Linked DNA regions of Homo sapiens: regions 2 and 3 are each linked to region 1. The links are chromatin loops, found by intact Hi-C in ENCODE. Cell type or tissue: mammary epithelial cell. All regions are shown on one strand. Region 1 overlaps CAMKMT (calmodulin-lysine N-methyltransferase). Region 2 overlaps CAMKMT (calmodulin-lysine N-methyltransferase). Region 3 has its middle 14 kb from the start of SIX3-AS1.

Region 1 (2,500 bases):
GACAACTCTCATGGCTTTTGTAAACCTTTATTTCTTCAAACTAAGAATTTCTATTTTACATAACCACTTTTTTTTTAATGTGGTCTTCAGATTTTTCACCCTCTTCTCTACCAAATCTGTTATCCCTTTGAAAGATGTGTCTTACACAGGGTCTAGTTGAGCAGACTAGTATGTCTGTAGAGCTGAACCCTCTATCTACTTACTGGAGGATAATTATGGAGGAGGGGAAAGAGTCTAGCTCAATGCCTGAAACAGTTATTGATTTAAATTTACATAAATGGTTCATGATAAAGCATTTTATGACTATTCAGAATCAAGTTTTTTATTTGAACTGCTAGCAAACTAGGTCTTGTCCAATTTGTACATGGGACCTAATTTTTTGTTTAAGATAAAAAAGCTTCTCTATGTTTTTGCCTGCAAAATTTCATTTGACTTTGAATAATATTGGTTTTTAAACTCATTTTTATATTGACTTTGAATAATATTGGTTTTTAAACTCATTTTATGCCAATCAAAGTCAATTCAAGTTTTTATTCATCATCTGTATTATTAACTAGCCCTCTTGCTTTGGCTATTGGGAAATGTGTAAGTTTGCCTTTGAAGTCGCTTTTCAAGTTGTCAGTAAAATATTTGAATAGGCTAGAGCTAAACACAACACACTGGGAGTTTCTGTTAGGAAAAATTGACATCCATCAACTGACTTGGCCAGTTTTTCTTAGTCTTGTCCATAAGAATCTATCTGAGGCTTAGTTAAATGTCTTCTTGGAACTAAGAGATACTCTAACATACTTGTTTTTTAAAATTTATTTTCTTTTAGAGATAAGGTCTCACTCTGTTGCTCAGGCTGGAGTGCAGTGGCATGATCATAGCTCACTCCTGGGCTCAAGCGATCCTCCCACTCAGCCACCTAAGTAGCTAGGACTACAGGAGCATACCACTATGCCCAGCTAATTTTTTAATTTTTTTTTTCTGGAGACAGTGTCTTGCTATATTGCCCAGGCAGGTCTCGAACTTCTGGCCTCAAACAATCTTCCTGCCTTGGCCTTCCAAAGTGCTGGGATTATAGGCGTGAGCCACGGTGCCCAGCAGGTGGCATCCTTCTAATGATAGACTGATTGACCAGTCTAAAAAGAAAAAAGCATGCTCTCATTTATTAATATCTAATATTATATAGTTTGAGGTGGTATATTTAAGCTCTTTGGACAATAGTTAACCTAATCTAATTTTATCCTTCAAAATCATCTGAACAAAGCCTACCTATGCCCATCTCCATTTCCCTGGCAGCTCCCCCATTCTTTGGGATGTCTCAAAGTTACTAATATTGATTTTGCACACTTGCCCTCAAGTTGTTTCAGAACCCTGGAGTGTAATTTGTCTAAGCTTGAAAAGTTGAATTCACTTGAAGTGACTTCATGCTGTTTTCCTACTATCTTACACCTTAGATGGGGGCTTTGAGTCTTTCTTTTTGATTCTTGTTCTACCATTTTCAGAGAGAAAATTAAATCTAAGCAAAACAGGAATTGATAAGTATAGCTGCCTTCCTGTCACCCTTTATTATTATGTCATATGGCCTGACCACTGGTTTTGTAACATTCTTGTTTGTCTTCTTATTCCAAACAACCTTCTTATAATCTTTATCATTTTTTTTTCTTTCTTCTTGCATGCCTCAGCATTCTGGAATTTAGCCTTTCTGATACTGTGTTTTGTAAGTTCCTACCAACTTGGCAGCATACTCCTGGTGAGGTGAAGCTCCTCAACATTACTACGTCTTACCAAAATCATGGTTTTGTATCTAGACTTAGAAATAGATTATCTGAATTCTCCATCTAGCTGGTGGTTTATAGTATGTGTACTTCCACAAGACTACCATTACTGTTTTCCTTTCTTAATCTCCACTTTTTCTTTCCTTCTTTGTGTTTGATTTTTACATAGATAAATATATTCTGAACATACAGTTTACTTATTATTCATCACTATGAATTGATAAATAAGCATGTGACTTTCTTTTCCTCGTTGCTTTCACTTGGGATAACCTGGTGACATTTCCCAATATAATTCTTCTAAGTCATACCTGTAGGCCTTTTTATTAATATTCCCATTTACTCTCAATCAATTCAGCTAGTTTTTTGTCAAACATGTTCTGCTCCCTTTTCAGGAGGTGAATGATATCTCTTATTAGGAGTTTTTCAATCTGCCAGCTTAAGCTATAGATAGACAACAATATTATGGGGTTTAGAGCAAGTTGCACTTAAGACATTGATGAGGGACCTTAAGATCTGGTCACATTGGATCCCCTCACTCATTTCTGATAAAGAAAATAAAGTAGATCTGATACTGCTAAATGAACAAGGAAGTGGAATTGTCTGTAAGAGTCTTTGAGGACATGGATGGGTCAGGAAAAGTCAAGGAAATCACTAGGCGATGGCCAGGTAGGGAAGTGAGCCATGGACAGGGCTGGAGAATATAAGAGGGAGAAAAAAGTGAGCCTCCATTCCAAGTG
Region 2 (2,500 bases), 150 kb after region 1:
TGTAAAGACAGTTCTTCAGGGGACTTTTCACTCAACTGACTTTCTTCAGTAATTCATTTTCTCTCAAAGATTCTCCAAGATTTTCTTCATCTTTTTCTTCTCACTTCCTCCCAAGTGTCATCCTGCTGCTCCTCTCCACCCCTCCCTAGCAGCATTTAGGAGATTGGAAATACTTCACACTGGAAAGTCTCAGGAGACTGACATTGCTCTCCCTGCTGACAGAGAGGCTTGCCTTTGGACTCCTTGCCCTTTTAAGCAAGTAGGACATGGCACCTATGGGACAGTCATTTCCCACCAGCACTCATAACTCTGGGGCTTGCCATGATGATCCATCTCAGGTGATAAAATGCAGCCCAGGGAAGTAAAAGAGCTTGCCTGTGGCAAGTCAGCATCCTGCTTCACACCTCACATACAGCTCTTCTCCTTTCGCTGTGCTCATCCCATGTATGATAAAAAGATTGGCCAGGCGCAGTGGCTCACACCTGTAATCCCAGTATTTTGGGAAACTGAGACAGGTGGATTACCTGAGGTCAGGAGTTCGAGACCAGCCTGGCCAACATGGTGAAGCCCATCTCTACTAAAGATACAAAAATTAGCTGGGTGTGGTGGCTCATGCCTTTAGTCCCAGCTACTAGGGAGGCTGAGGTGGGAGGATCACTTGAACCCAGGAGGTAGAGGGTGCAGTGAGCTGAGATCACGCCACTGCACTCCAGCCTGGGCAACAGAGCGAGACCCTGTCTCAAAAAAAAAAAAAAAAAAAAGATAACTGTTTCTGGACCTTTTTTTTTGGTCACTTCACAATCAGTGCAGATGTTTTCTTAACTGTGTCCTGTAGATGTGCAAGACATCATCACAAGGAATCAGAAGGCTGGTGTGTTTAAGACCCAGAAAATATCAAGCTGGTAAGATACCTTTCTGCATTAAAAAATTCCCATTGAAATTGCTTTTCTTGATACTATGGATGGTTATTAAAAATAATAATAGCTAACATTTATTGAGCACCTGCTGTGTGTCAGGCACTGTTTTAAGCACTTTACAAGTATTATCTCATTTAATGCTCATTGGAATACTATGAGGCAGACAGACACTCTCATTAGCTCCAATTAATAGATGAGAAAACAAGATAAGTATATTAAACACTGGGTTGGGGATGATTTATGATTATACAGTATGAGGTTGGGAGAAGCCAGGCCTGGGAACTCCTTAAATGGCTCTCTTCCAGTGAGTCTCAGCCTAGGAGCAGTTTTGCCCCCAAGGGGACTTTTGGCATTCCCTGGAGATATTTTTTTTTGTTGTCATGACTTGGTAGGAGAGCGGGGAATGTTGCTACTGGCATCTAGTGGTAGAGACCAGGGATTCCACTGAACATCCTATGTTGCTTAGGACACCCCCGTACAACAAAGAAACATCTGGCCCAGAATGTCAATAGTGCCAACACTGAGAAACCCTGCTCTGTTTCATGATTTTAAAATAGTCTAGGTGTCCATTCGCTTTTAGATTCTGTTAATTCTTATACAAACTAGGAGGAATGCTTGCTCTTAGCCACAACAATGGTGTGTTCTGTGATGCTACATTTTATTTTTGCCCTGTTGGTAATGGATCTAGAGAAGTGAGTAATCATTTCATAGTTTTCACATGAAACAGCTGTATTTGTGCATTTTTTGTCATTCATTTAACCACAGACTTTATTAGAATAACTCTCTGTTAAATTAATTGTTTTCTTTATTACTGTGAAGCTGTCATCATTTGGTATTTTGAATTTTCCCTATGGTAAAGACACTTTCCCACCCCAACTTCCCAGTTTGATTTTTTTTATTAGTTATATAAACTACTCATTAACAGACAAAGCCCACAGACTGATTTCTCTTGGACACACCCACGATACAGCCCCGGCAGCCAGTGATCTTGGTGTGCTGGCTTCGGACATGAAAATAGCTACAATGCTTAAAAACCAAAGTGATGACACATATTGGTGTGAGGCTATGGAATAGCAATAATTTTTTTCTCTTATATTAATTGGTGAATGTAATGAAGTGTCCATAGTGTATTTTTAAATCCTGTTTAAAATGTTGGGAGTAAGCTGGTGGCACAGGGGACAGCATATTCTGTGTTTCTCATATAAATGAACAAACCACTTCTGTTTCCCAGAAAACCTGGGGTAGGTTGAGAGAAAGAGAAAGGGTCTGCCGTTACCTGTGGGGTCCTCATTGTTAGGACAGCCTTTCCTTCACAGTGCAGACGGCCTTACCCTTCTGGAGAGGACTTCGTTTTTGGACATGATTTTCAACCTGGTCTTTTAGTTATCAATCAAAAGTGCATTTTCTATGTTGTCCTCATTTACATTTATTTAATGTTTAAGGTCATTTGTGAGCATTTGAGTGTATTTCAGCATATGGAATCAGGGAATAATAGATTTCAGCTTCATGCTGTGAAGAGAGATTGTGTTTTTACAAGACATAATGTTGTTTACTGGGTGTTAATAATCACTAATTAATAAACA
Region 3 (2,500 bases), 390 kb after region 1:
GGTGAGGACTTGATGACCAGCTGCAGACCTTATAGGCTGCCCTCCGACCTTCAGCTTCCTGTGCGCTCACAATTCACGTGCTCACACGTGCTCCTTAGAGGGGTCTGTCGGTGGACGCCGCGAACCAATCAAACCCTTGCACTTTGTTCCAAAACCCATTCCCTACCAGAATGGGAGTCCTGTAGGGCCAGGTCTCCTCCCATACCCACCCATTTCGGCCTTTGTTCTACTGCACAATAACAGCTGGCACTGGGGTGCGGGAGGACGGTGAAAGCTCGAGTCCCAGGCTCCAAATCCTCCAGGAGTAACTGGGGTGACCCGAGGAGAGCAGCGCACTGGGTGAGTGGAAGCGTGGCCCGTGAGAAGGGTACCGAGGGTCAGAAGTGTCGCAAGGGACCCAGGACGCGCGCGCCTCCGAACCCCTGAGTCTTCGCAGGCTCTGCGAAACTTCAGTGCGCGCAGCCTCCTGCACACCGTTTTCGCGCGACCTCCTTGCCTCGGTCTCCAGGGGTCAAGCCAACCCAGCGCGGGAATGTTCCATTTGCCCTTTTGGGACATTCAGAGAGGCTTTTCCGGGCTGCCGCGGCGCTTCCACGCAGAGGAGGCGTCGGCTTCCAGGCAGCTTGGCGATCTTGTTATTGGACACGCGAGAGTTTAGAGACCCAGAGAAATGGAGTGAGTCAAAGTCAAACTCAAGTTTCTCGGCCCCTAGTCCTGCGATTCTTCCATTGCACATTGCACCCCTGGGCCTTTCACATCTGCTCCTAGCGAGCTTGGAGTGTAGGTGCGACCAGGGCGCATCTGTGCCAGTGCGTGTCTGCGTGCGTGGCCTTTGGGTGACTCCACGCCCGCAACTGTCTCCGACTGTGTGGGCGCGTGTGTGGCAGGTACCCAGGAGCAGGACAGGGAGGGAAGCCTCAGCTTCCAGACCCGCTCTCGCGTGCTGGCGGGAGCGGTGGGTAGGAGCAGGAGGTATGTGGTGAAGGATGTAGGCGGACTAGGGCTCTGTCCCCGCAGAAGAGTCCAGGACGCAACCCCTCACGCCGGGCCAGCGGGGAGGCAGGAGTATGGTGGACCCGTTCCCCCAGGGATGGGAGAGCTGAGGAAGGCTGCAGGTCGGATAGCTAGATTCCATGATGCCCCCAAGAAGTTGCCAGACTCCAGTCTGGGAGCTCTCAAGAGCCAGAGACCCAGGGAAGTCCCCTCTTTGGCCTCCGAGGACCCCGAAGCCTGGCAGCAGTGCTCAGCCTTGGACCCCGCGGTTCCGCGGCCGGACGCCCCTCGCGCTGGCTGTGCGCACCCTGGCGCAAAGCACTGCAGGTTGGAGGCGGAAAGCAGCGCGCTCTGGGGCCACTGGCGGGTTTTTGCTGCCACCTCGCGGCGATGGTGCATAGCATGCGAACCCTCCGCACCGCGGGCCTTGGTAGTGCACGTGGGTGGTGTGGGGGGCCTTGCCCTGCCGCGCTGTCCTTTTCTGCTCGAGTTTTCGCAACACCTCTTCCACCGGGATAGCCTGCTTCTCCTCTTGAGGGACTGCGCGCTGTCTTATACCAAAGTCCACCATTTTGCGTGGGTAGGACCCTCCACCCTGGCCTGTGGGATTTGGAGTCACCTTTCTAGCTCCTTTCTCTTGCTTTACTACTTGATCCCGTGGCTGCCCACCTGGACTTGCAATAGGTCTCATGCTAATATTTCCCTTCTTCGGCACTATTAACTTCTTGTCTTGCAGATAGATGCCTCTAGGTCTCCTACAGCGGGAGTGTGGGGCTGTCTTCCATGGTGATAGGCTGTCTGGTGGGAAGCCATGCGGAGCTAGTACCCTCTCCTCTCCACAAGGGCTTGCTGAAGGCCTTCCATATGCCTGACGCTGCCACACCTTGGAGACAGCCAATGGCAGCCTAGACCCTGGCCCTGCGATTATAGTTTAGTGCAAGCAGAGAAACACAATACACAAATTATCATTGAAGCTGCCATATGGAGGTATGGACAAAGTGGGAGCCCGAGGAGGGCCTTTGAAACAAATCTTGATGGATAAGCATGAGTTTTCCAGGCCAGTGAGGAGGGAAGGACAGTCAAGGGACTGGGAAGTGTGTGTCCAAAGACACCTGGGTACAAAAGAGCATTGGGTGCTGAGAGGGACAGCTGTTTCCTGGGGTGCTCCACAGTCTGATGGTGAAGACATTGCTTTGCTCTGGACAGCATAGCCAGCCAGCTTGGGCGAATGTATTGATAAGAGTATCAAGTGTCAGCAGTGAAAGGAATATTTGGAATTGCTTCGTTTTCCATTTAAATAGACAAGGAAACCGAGATTCTGGCTAAGTCTCTGTCCTTAAGTACAAAGCTAGTTAGGTGGCCGATTGCTCTATAGAGTCCACCATGGTGCCTAAGGGAGGCTGCGTTCCAATGCCAGGTGGTCTGGAAAGAGGATGGTGGTGGTGGTGGTGGGGAGTGGTTAAGAGGAGCCATCACAGGCTCTTTTCCTTTTCTCAGCTACAGTTTT

The links. Peaks named below come from ENCODE experiments on the same cell type or tissue, not always from the same donor. Only the 100,000 strongest peaks of a DNase experiment are listed, where the experiment ranks them.
Region 2: it touches region 1 in a loop (20-fold over the local background); 12 of 110 quality-filtered maps call a loop at or near these places.
Region 3: it touches region 1 in a loop (15-fold over the local background); 16 of 110 quality-filtered maps call a loop at or near these places.

Annotation. Positions count from the first base shown.
Region 1 is chr2:44,559,484-44,561,983 of GRCh38, forward strand. All of the region lies in intron 3 of CAMKMT (calmodulin-lysine N-methyltransferase), which reads left to right. Among named protein-coding and RNA genes, the nearest start is that of CAMKMT, 200 kb to the left of the region's middle. In mammary epithelial cell, a CTCF peak has its summit at 1,097 (motif pointing right); no DNase peak of the experiment used is centred here; H3K27ac peaks cover 377 bases.
Region 2 is chr2:44,714,452-44,716,951 of GRCh38, forward strand. It overlaps CAMKMT (calmodulin-lysine N-methyltransferase), which reads left to right. Exons shown (of 11, transcript NM_024766.5): 7 at 836-902. Among named protein-coding and RNA genes, the nearest start is that of LINC01833, 220 kb to the right of the region's middle. In mammary epithelial cell, a CTCF peak has its summit at 1,334 (motif pointing left); a DNase peak (open chromatin) is centred at 1,330.
Region 3 is chr2:44,954,433-44,956,932 of GRCh38, forward strand. No RefSeq gene overlaps it. Among named protein-coding and RNA genes, the nearest start is that of SIX3-AS1, 14 kb to the left of the region's middle. RefSeq lists an enhancer at 695-1,401 and a silencer at 1,272-1,461. In mammary epithelial cell, a CTCF peak has its summit at 1,369 (motif pointing left); a DNase peak (open chromatin) is centred at 1,339; H3K4me3 peaks cover 367 bases; H3K27me3 peaks cover 1,095 bases.